Linked DNA regions of Homo sapiens: region 2 is linked to region 1. A link is an interaction called in ENCODE POLR2A ChIA-PET data of the cell type or tissue named here. Cell type or tissue: PC-9. All regions are shown on one strand. Each heading gives the region's core, and the rest is flanking DNA. Links, peaks and the distances in the headings are about the cores only. Region 1 overlaps C10orf90 (chromosome 10 open reading frame 90). Region 2 overlaps C10orf90 (chromosome 10 open reading frame 90).

Region 1 (5,376 bases), core at 144-5,143:
AACCTTTCAGGTTCTGCTCCTGAGCCAAGATTGCTTGACAAGCCCCGATCAGAGGCAGCTACCCCAGCACCAAAAGCAAATAGGAGTCTTCTTTTTAACAGACGCCTTGACACTGTAGCCAAAGCTCGTTCACGCATATGATTTATGAACTAATTTAGCAAGTAAGAAAAACATCTGCATTTTGCTTTTATCATCTTGCCAGCAGACAGGCTGAAGACAAGATGTGTACTGCAGACTTGTTTAATAGGGCCTTAAACATTTCTTCTCACTTGCCCGAGCTTGTATGAGGCTCTGGTTTCAGAGGCTGTCTGATTTCACTGACCTAACACAAACGAACCCAAAAGTAAAGCTCTCATCGACACATAAATACGGCAGGGATGGTCAGGGTGGCCATAAAACCCACGTTGGCCAAGTCCCACTTTGAGAGCATGCTGCTTGCCAGGACTGTCTTGGAATGTGGGGAGTAAAAGGTACTCAGTTAACATTCTGAACTGAGCCTGGTTACCTTTTATTACATACAATTTTAAGACTTCCATTTAAAAGAATGTGAACTTGTAAGGATATTTGTTTCGGGCAAACACCACAGTTGAATGATATAATGAGTGTAATGATGTCGCCCCAACAAAAAGATATGTTTAAGTCCTAATCCCCCATAACTCTGAATGTGACTTCTTTGGAAATAGGGTCTTTGCAGAGGTAATCAAGTTAAAATGAGGTCAGACTGGTGAGGTTAGCCCTAATCCAATGACTGCTGTCTTTATGAGAAAAGGAAATTTGAACATAGAGACACAGACGCAGGGAGGATGGCCATGTGGAGACAGAGGCAGAGACTGTAGTGCCGCATCTACAAACCAAGGAACATCAAGGATTGCAGGAAGCCGCCAGGAGCAGGGAGGGAGGCTGGACACGGGATTGACCACTGAGCCTCTAGAAAGTAACCAACCCTGTGGAAACCTCGGTTTTGACTTCTGGCCTCTAGAACTGCAAGAAAGTAAGTTTCTGGGCTTGTTTTGTTTTTGTTTTTGCTTTTGTATTTTGCTTTTTCTGAGACAGGGTCTTGCTCTGTTGCCCAGACTGGAGTGAAGTGGTGTGATCATGGCTCACTGCAGCCATGACCTAGCGAAGCTCAGGTGATCCTTGCACCTCAGCCTCCCAAGTAGCTGAGACTACAGGCATGCACCATCACACCTGGCCAATTTTTGTACTTTTTGTAGAGACAGGGTTTCTCCATGTTGCCCAGGCTGGTCTTGAACTCCTGGGCTCAAGAGATCCACCCATCTTGGCCTCCCAAAGTGCTGGGATTACAGGTGTGAGCCACTGGGCCCTGCCAGTTCCTGTTCTTTTAAGCCCCTGTGTTTGGTGATTTCTCACAGCAGCCCTAGGAAATCAGTACAGATGGCCAAGGCCACATTGCCTCTGGCGCTTGGGATGATGGTGTTCCAGACCACTTGTGGCTGGCAGAATGGCACAGCCGGGAGGTGCTGGCCCAGAAGAGGAGAAGCTCAGTGCAGCACCACACTGAACAGGTTCCCTAAGGTCTCTGGGTCTCTGTTTCTTCCCAAAGTGAAGGGACCTGACTGAAAAGGAAGCCCTCCGTGCCATTTTGTGTGTGTATGTGAGTCTTGAGCTCTAAAGTGGCATCATTCTATAATTGCCTACCACAAATTTGGTAACTAACCATGCTCTCAAGTAGCATCTTCAGAACTATTGAGGCTGAGGGGCCCACACAGCCTGGGCACCATCACCCAACACTGCCCAGGGCCAGTGGAGGCACTGAAGGCCCCAGGGGTCTCCTGGTGCTGGCTTTGGTCCTCACAGCAACTTGAGAAGTCTGTGCCTGAACCCAGTTTTCTCTTTATTAGGCCAGAGATGAAAAAGCTTCCTGGAAACTATATCCCCATTGAACCTTTATCTGCCAATGGACTTATAGCACTGGTTAGAGACACATTTTCCCATGGGGAGCTCTTTGCACATCCCCTTTCGTTAGTATACTGGAACTTGTCATGAGGAGGGAGCAGCAGGTGTCTTGTCAAATATTTAGCCACAGGGAAGGATGCATTCAAATTCATCCTTCCCCGAGGTCTTTAGACAGCTCCACCAGCAGAGTTCTGGTGGAGAGAAGGAGACTTAGCCTGCCCATAGACTGGGGAGATTCACAGGAATTCTATTACAACACCATTTTCCTCAGTCCCCCAGGCACCCAGAATAAGATCTTGGTAATGTTTGCTAAGCTGCACTTTATTGAACATGGTTATTTCCCCAAAAGACTTTTATTCTGAGTTATACTCATGATTTCACCTCCTAGGGGCCAAAACATTTTCCTAGGAAGAAAGTTCTCATTCCTCTATCCAAAGGAATAAAACTGGGGTTTCTCCAGGCCTCTAGATTTTAAGATTTGGGTTGGCAGGCACTAAGTATGTGCTCTGATGTCCCCCATCCTTACCCTCATTTCTTTTTGTTATTCTTGCTAGTTTAATAGTCTGTTTATAAGCTCCATGAAGAAGGGACTGAGGTTAGTCTTGCTCCCAGCATGGCACCCAGAGAAGGGTCTTGATAACTCCCTCTCCAGTGAGTAAGTAAGTGCCCTCCCTCACAGGATCAGTGTGACACTGGCCTCACAGTGCTGGGAAGCCAGCCATGTATTCTCTGAGCTCACAGCAGGAAAGGGGTTTCAAGATGAGGAATGTTGATATAGACAAGCTGGAGTCAACCTCTCACCCCGAGATCTGTTTTGCAATCTATAAAGGGCAAAGGGGATCTCTTGCAAATATCTATTAGGAGCCAAGAATTTGAACTTGCTACCCTGGCTGCTACAGTGGTGTGGCTTCTGTCCCAGCTGTAATGGTAAATTGGTGTCCCAAGTTGTTTCTGCTGAGCTCAATGCCCATATGTGATCTCTCAAAATGGGCTGGCTCCAAGAACAGGATTTATGATGCTGAGGGTCAGCCACTTGGAGCCATAACAGGTTCTGCGTATGTCAGTGGCATCATTTGGAGCCATCACCCCTGAGTGAAGCCTCCAGCTCCAGGAACCCCCCATCCCTGGTCTTTTCCAGTCTCCACAAGCCACCTGCAGCTTACCACTCAGAGGATGGGGAATCGTGAACTGCTTCTTGCTGGTGCGGATGGGAAGGAGGCTCTGCTTCTGCCTCAGGTCCTCCTTCCGCTGGGCTTTCCTCTGCTGGACCATGTGTTCAAGCTTCTTCAGCCGTTCTTGTGAGCGAGAAATGAACTGAGGCTTACGAACTTCCAGTGCTTCCTATGCAAAGCAAAGAAAATACGTCATTTTTAAGAGCAGTGACACAGAAAGGCAACGCATCTGTCTGATGCAGCCAAGAAGCCGATGGCAAGCACAACACTCAGAGACCAAAAGCCACGGTGCAAAAGTACGTCACGCTTTTCTTGCACATCTTTGTGTAAAGAAGGTAACAGGCATGTTGACAACACAGGTCCTGGGGGTCAGGCCTGGCCAGCGCCGAGGCCCCTGCTGCAGCAGGATTGACCGGCAACTGGCATCAAAGCTGGGAGTGCAGAGGCAACGTCTGCCCATTCATCTTTCTACCCTGCTGAGTCATTTGTTCCCAAAAGACGATCCAAAAGCCCTACATTCTGTATTCCAAAGAGACATGGGAGTGGAGGGCATGGAGGTGCTGAGTCACTTGCTTCTGTTGCACTTGGAAGCCCCAAGAAGCACAGACACAGATCATCCACTCAGCGTGAAAAACGTGCTCTTTCAGGAGGCACCACAACTGCGGCTGAAGGAAACAGCTCCTCCTCCTGGGTAGAAAGAGCTGGGAGGAAACCTTTGCCTATACAGAAAGTTCTGTGAGCTCCACAAACCATGTCAGAAGTCCCTATGTCTCCACTCCCACCTCCATGCACTAAGCCACCCACACAAGTCTCCTGAACAAGACTAACTGCCATTCTGCTCCATCCCAGATGCCGGGCTAGGTGCTTGATGTGTATTCATCACCTCGTGGAGTCCCACAACTGTTCAGGAAGGCAGGAATATTTCTTTCCATTTGACAGATGCAAAAACTGAGGCTCATGGTAGTTTGGTAGATCACATGGTAACACCCTATCCACGGGAACCCCATTCTTTTCCTGCACTGCCTTTTATGGTCTTAACTTCCTATTCCTTGAGTGTCTCTGCTCAAGTTGTCCCCAGCCTGAAGTACCACCCATAGCCATTGGCTCAAGTTCCATCTACCCCAGGAATCCCTGTTGAAATGCCCTGTTGAGCCAGAGCATGGTGCTTCACCGATGGGCTTGAGCAACAGTGAGTCATATGTTTACCTCCGTGCTAGGCTGTGAGCTCCAGGAAGTCATGGGCCATGTCTCATTGACAATGCATCACTCACACAGTAGGAGTCCTGCATGTATATGCTCAGCAAAGGCTCACTGGGCATGCTGCCATGACTGAAACTTTCCTCTGCCCCCTTCCTCTTCCTTGGGAGCTCAGAGTGCCCAGGCGGAAGAAGTGTGGGCTCAGTCTGTATCACATATGTGTCCCTGGCAGCTACACTGGGGGAGAAGTCTTCTTGGCCAGCTCCCCACATGGTGCCAGCCACCAGGAACAGAGAACCACAAGGTACAAGTCACTGGATGTGCTGAAGCTTCAAGAGAGTTCCATGCCTAAAGAGATAACCCCTAGGAACAGCCTGGTGGCTCAGGTTTAGCTGCTGCCTTGGCTGTCCACCCCACCAAGAATGGCCTTAGAGACTTTGGGGGCACCATGAATGCCTCACCCAGGTCCCACCGAGGCCCCCTGGGTACAGGAGCCAGCCAATGGAGCCATCTCCACAACTGCAACTGCAGGGAGATTTGCAACCTTATTAAGTGCCTTCCAAGAAGGTGTGGCTAGCTGTGCAATACAGTTAGCAGAGGATTCCTCTGAGGTTGTTTGCCTTCCTAATTTTTATTTCTCTGTATTTTTTTAAACTTTATAAAATGTGTGCATACTACATTTTATAAAACAATTGGGAAAAGATGCCAAACTAAAACTTTCCTATCCCTCCATTCATGACCATGTGACCTTGGCCAACTTCACCTCTCAAAGGCTCAGTGTCCTCATCTGAAGACACTGAGATCTGGAGCCCCTATATGCTCCTACCTCCTGGGAGCCTTGCATGGATTGGAGGCACTGATGCCTAGGAAGTGACCTGTGGAATGCTGGAGCATCCATCACTGCTGCTGTCACTGTCACTACTGATAGTATTTGATCTTCATTCTAACCTGGAGGAGTCAGTGTCATTATCTCCATTATTCAAACAGTGACAGAGTGGCCCAGAAAGCTTAGGGGACCTGCCCAGTCACACAGCTGCTACAAAGTGAAATCAGGTTTCCAGCCTCAGAGGTGCAAGTGAGGTTGTGTGCT
Region 2 (5,376 bases), core at 140-5,139, 180 kb after region 1:
GCCAGGCCCTCCTGGTGAAAGGCCTAACATCGAGGTCCAGTATGACCTGTGCCTTGACATCTGGGGAAAATGATGAGGGCCTTGGATGGCCTATCATATTTCCTCTCCCATGCTGCTCCCTCAGATAAGCTCCCCCAGCCAAACAGCCCTCCTTATCATGGGATCACAGGAAACCAAAGTCACCCCGCCCTCTTTTTACTACAAAGCCTGCCTCCCACAGACCCAATGTGTTCACACGGTTCCTCAGTGCAGTCCTCACGGAGCCCTCCTCCCTGGAGCCATGAGCGTATGTGGCTAATAAACAGCTGTTGACCTCAACTGTCCAGTGCTGGGTATCATGTGTGGGCATTTCCATCACGCTAGAGCAGCAATCCTTCCCTCACCACCAGGGTGAAGAGGAGGCCATTAAAACAGCCTTTTATGGAATAACTTTACGCTGAGTAACTCTTAGACATGCGGGAATGACAATCACTTGGATGAGCAAATATTACACCTTTCTTTCTTAAAAACCCAGCAAACTCCAAAAGACCGTGAGTGGTGGTTTTCACAGGGATGCTCATGACAACTTCTTGCACACCCATAGGCTCTGATGCTACAGGCCTGGGTGAGGCCTGGAGACCTATTTCTGTGGTAGGCTTGATCGGTGATTCAGATGCACCCCTCCAGTTGACAACTGCTGCCAACTCAAAGCTATTTATCTTGCTCTGTGGTTGCAGGAAAATCTCGTCTCCATGGCGCATGATGTGCGGTTGCTGCTCAGCCATGATACTCAGGCCTCTTAACGATATCTCCCCAGGAGGTGCTCCTTCTAAGCAAAACCAAAAACCAGTGCCAGACGCCTGTCTCTCAGACCTGGCTCCTTTATTCAGATCAGGATACCGATGCCCAAAGGTGCCCACCATGACACCCATGGCGAGGTAGAAGGGCTCAAACACCTCAGAGGGGGAATTCATTGAAATCATGGGTAGGTCTCCTCATTCCACTCTTCTGAGAATGAGACACGGGGCCTCCTGGACTGTCCCCCACATGTCCACCCCGATGTCTGATTTCCTCACATCTGGATGAAGTCTTGTTGCCAACTGCCTTGGTACACAAGAGGCAGTAACTGAGCATTCATGCTTTTGAGAGGAAGCTGTAAAATCTGGCTGATGCATTTCTGTCTGACACAAAGCTATATAGACTGCGAAATCTGCAGTTGAGCTCCTTTCGTAGTACAGTGTTTTACCAATTACTTTTTAAATTAGATTATGTTACCAGGTGATAGGCAAAGGCCAAATTAGAGCAGAAACTCATGGAGGGGGAAACAGTTGCTTATTGCACTATTTGTGGGTGATTGCAGCAAAATTGGGGGTCAAGGCCCAGGGAGCCATGAAGCAGAGTAGAAGATGGCACAGAAGCACAGCGGCTCTTCATAAGAGGACACACAGGTGTCACACAGTGGCAAGGGCCGGATGGTCTATTTTCTCTCTAATAACATCCTACCCAAGCAGGCACAACAGACTCAAATGCATCCTCTTATGGCCTCCACAGGAAGCAGGAGTAAATGCGTTTTATTCTCCAGTGATCAGAAAAGCAATGCTGCCTTTTTCCACCACCGCTGTGCACGGCAGGGTGAATGCTAGCTGAAGTAAACACCAAGCAGACCCCATCCAAGCCACTTCTGGGGGAGCCTCTGTCCCTCTCAACAAGGGAAGCTGAGGAGCAGGTCAGAAGCCTGTTGCTCAAAGCTCTTGAAGAGCAGAAAGGCAGATGTTTTCCCCATGGGGTTCTCAGCCACTCACACGCTGATTCCCACCCTGCTCCGCAGGTTTGCCTGGGAGGATAAAGTGAGAGCCTCTGAAGGAGAAATGGCTCCAATAGCTTCTTCATACAAATGATGCCATTCAGTCTATTGAACCACTTCTCCCTGCTGATCCCTGAGCTTGGAAACATAGAGATGAGAAAATAAGTTCCCTACACTCAGAGCCCACGGTCCTGGAGGGAAAAAGGATAAGTCAGCAAGGTCACGTGAAAGGATTGTGGTTGTGGTTGTGCAATCAACAAAATGCCCTGGAGAGACCTGGGGTGGGGTGGGGCAGGTTGAATCAAGCTTCAGTCAAAAGAAAGAGTTTTATCAACAGAAACATATAGAAGGGTTTTCAGACAGAAGAGTCTCTGGACAAGGAGAGAGATAGGCAAGGGCTGGGTGCAGAGCACTTGCGAGGCCATGGACCTGGAGAAAAACCCAGAAGGATAAATCAGACTCTGAGGGGGAAAGGCACTAAATGCTATGCCAAGGAGCTTATATTTTGTCCTCTGGGGACTGATGTGATTTTTGATTGGAGAAGTTGCATTGATTGGAGATACTCTTATAAATTGTTGAATACATGGCTTCTCCCATGGGCAGGGAGAAATCTATGGGAAGGAGGCAGATGGAGTGAGGTACAATGAAACGGTTTCTGTAACAAAAGATAATCCACACACTGAAATTCCAAAAATTAGAGCCTTCCTAAAAACCAGGTGTTTCAGGGAAAGTAAACAGATAAATGTGGTGTCCCTTCTATACCTTGTTAACAGAGAAGCTGCATTTACAAGTGGCTTCTTCTGGAAGAGAAAATAAATGTAACTCGCACCAGGTTCTGGGATGTTTTTAAGGGATCCTAGAACAACCCTTCCTTGAATCATGACGAAGGGTATAGGGTTTATTGGGGCAACTAATGGTTTAATTCAGTACTAATGAAATAGAAACTGTTGTTATGAAGGAAGCAAATCACTGCTTTTGTAAAATCTGGAATAAAAGAACAATCATCCTCAAGTTTTAAGTGAAATATAATTACTTTATCCCACTCATCAATCAAAGTTTAAAAACTGAAGGTTGTAAAGGTCAGGTTAAATCGATCAGAAGGGAGAAAATTCCACGCCCCCCGCCATCCGCCCGCTCCTTTTTCCCTAAACCAAGTGAATCAGTCATTAAAAGTTCCAAGTGACCTTCATCATTTCCCTCTCTATTTACATTTCCCCTAAATGATTTCCCCAGAAATGGCTGAACTAGACACCTGACTTCCAATCGCCCTCAATCCATAGACCAAGCAGTCTCATCGGCAGACAGGTAGCACAGTGATGGGGAAATGTTACAAAATCTTTTTGTAACATGCAGAATGGGGATCTGAAAGGGACTTTTTACCTCTCTCTGATTTTAAAAGCAGATGTGAGTTTGGACAGAATAGTCACCCTTCCTACATTTGTTTTCTCCTTTCGTGTTCAGATCCTATTAATCATAGTAAACTAATCTTTTACACAGGCCAACAGATTTCAAAGGCCCTGCCAGGAGGACAATTTAACTATAAGAAATCCACTCCCCACCCTTCCCAGTCTTGGAATTTCCAGTGACTGAGGAGGTGAATAGCTTCATTGTGAAAATGAAGGATGCAGAAATGAAAATTCAGAGATGACATTCAATTCTGATTTCCTGCTTGGGCTCTATGCACCCTGTTTGGAACAAATACCCCACTGATGGAGCTGCTGCTGGAGGCTACCACCCGCATCACTGAAGTTTAGAGCAGCTTCATAAAGATCACAGCATCCAAAAGCACCCTTGTTTAAGAGCAAACCAAGAAATGAGGAAGTGGAAGGACCATTCCAAAGATGAATCGCTAATTGATGGCAAGGTCAACGCTGGCACTACGTACTTCAATTTAAAAGACAAGGCTGGGTGCGGTGGCTCACGCTTGTAATCCCAGCACTTTGGGAGGCCAAGGTGGGCAGATCACGAGGTCGGGAGATCGAGACCATCCTGGCTAACATGGTGAAACCCCGTCTCTACTAAAAATACAAAAAATTAGCCGGGCGTGGTGGCGGGCGCCTGTAGTCCCAGCTACTCGGGAGACTGAGGCAGGACAATGGCATGAACCCGGGAGGCAGAGCTTGCAGTAAGCCCAGATCGCGCCACTGCACTCCAGCCTGGGCGACAGAGCGAGACTCCATCTCAAAAAAAAAATACAAAACCCTGATGTCTGCTCTGTGGTTTTCAGGACAGTGCTCCTCTTCCCACCCCACACATGTGGCTCCTCCTGGTTTTGCAGCTCCATCCTCTTCCCAACTCATATCTTCTCTCCCGCTGTAATCTCAGCCATTCTCATGGTTTCTCATACCACCCTCGTGTACACCATGATGATATCAAGATTTACAACCCTGACCTGTCTCTTGATCTCTATGCCACACTGCCAGCTGCTTCGCGAGCATCTGGAGCAGATGAGGTCACATTGACCTCTCACACGTAGAGTTTCCAAACACCACAAACTCAGGATCCTCCCACCAGCACCCCGCTAACCCCATAAGCCTCCTGGATCCTGAGTTCCCTACCTTATGAATGACAGCACTATCTATCCAGGAACATCTTTAACTTTTCCCTTATCCCAACAGCATGTAAATAATTTGACTAATTTCTAGGGCTCCAGAAGTTCTAGCCACCATAGCCACTGCTCCACCTAAACCCACATTACCCGCCACCTGGAATATCACAACAGAGTTGTCTTCCTAGCACTTGGATCAGATAGTGTATTCCAGCAACTTCAAAATACTTCATTGTTCCTCTTTGCCTACCTAATAAATACAGATTAAAAATAGGTGAGAAGGCTGATTTATTTTGGCTTAATGCCATTGAAAAGCTTTCTAAAAATCCCTGCTGTGTGAGCACACCATGGGCTGCCTTAAAACAGAGTGAGTCCCCTGTCCCTGGAGTTTACTATGTGGCCAGCCCACTCCACAGGGTCTTCCCCATTCCTGCATGGGGATGATGAAGAGGGGTTTAAAACATCAGACATCTCAGAGAAGCTAGACAGAAGGACCTCTGTGGCCCCTCCCAAGCTGGAGATTCTACGGGCCTACTTATGCCTTTTGAGATACATGCCTGGCCCACGGATTCCTTCTAGAACATTGCCCCACTAGCTCATCACCCCCAGGATTGGGCCTCTGGAAGTTGTACATCTAATATCTGACCTTGCCTCCTGACTGATGGTCGGGTCAGCATGGCGCCTGACCCAGCAGTTCCAGGTAAGGGTCCGCACGCTCTTGCTGCCAGGGCCCAAGTAGCAACCTTGGTTCCTGTCTTTCTACACCCCAGTGCCTCATCTTCCCATGAAGTTCACTGGTTTCCTTACAACAGTTTCCCTTTGTCTACAATAGTGGGTTTCTGGTCTCCAAACCCAGAGTTTGACCTAAAACTCTGTTCTCTGGGTTTCCCAAAGCCACTGAGAGGGCTAAGAAAGACTTCATCCTGGTCCCAGACCCTTCTGATGAGCATGGAAACACGGGCTCTAGTCCTGAGCTAAACTCCCTGTTCTTTCCCGAGGCAGAAAGGCCGGCCATGGAGAGCCCAGAGGGCACAGGTGGCTGCTT

Evidence for each region. Peaks named below come from ENCODE experiments on the same cell type or tissue, not always from the same donor. Only the 100,000 strongest peaks of a DNase experiment are listed, where the experiment ranks them.
Region 2: POLR2A ChIA-PET joins it to region 1 with 5 read pairs; 2 of 35 experiments call an interaction of 5 or more read pairs at or near these places.

The regions. Positions count from the first base shown.
Region 1 is chr10:126,455,960-126,461,335 of GRCh38, forward strand. C10orf90 (chromosome 10 open reading frame 90) reads right to left here. Exons shown (of 10, transcript NM_001350921.2): 7 at 3,081-3,258. It overlaps LOC728158 (a long non-coding RNA gene), which reads left to right. Exons shown (of 7, transcript NR_148989.1): 6 at 765-991; 7 at 3,056-4,998. Among named protein-coding and RNA genes, the nearest start is that of LINC00601, 37 kb to the left of the region's middle. RefSeq lists an enhancer at 3,633-4,832. In PC-9, for the core only: no CTCF peak of the experiment used is centred there; DNase peaks (open chromatin) are centred at 2,702 and 4,302; H3K27ac peaks cover 2,348 bases.
Region 2 is chr10:126,638,566-126,643,941 of GRCh38, forward strand. All of the region lies in intron 2 of C10orf90 (chromosome 10 open reading frame 90), which reads right to left. Among named protein-coding and RNA genes, the nearest start is that of C10orf90, 29 kb to the right of the region's middle. In PC-9, for the core only: no CTCF peak of the experiment used is centred there; no DNase peak of the experiment used is centred there.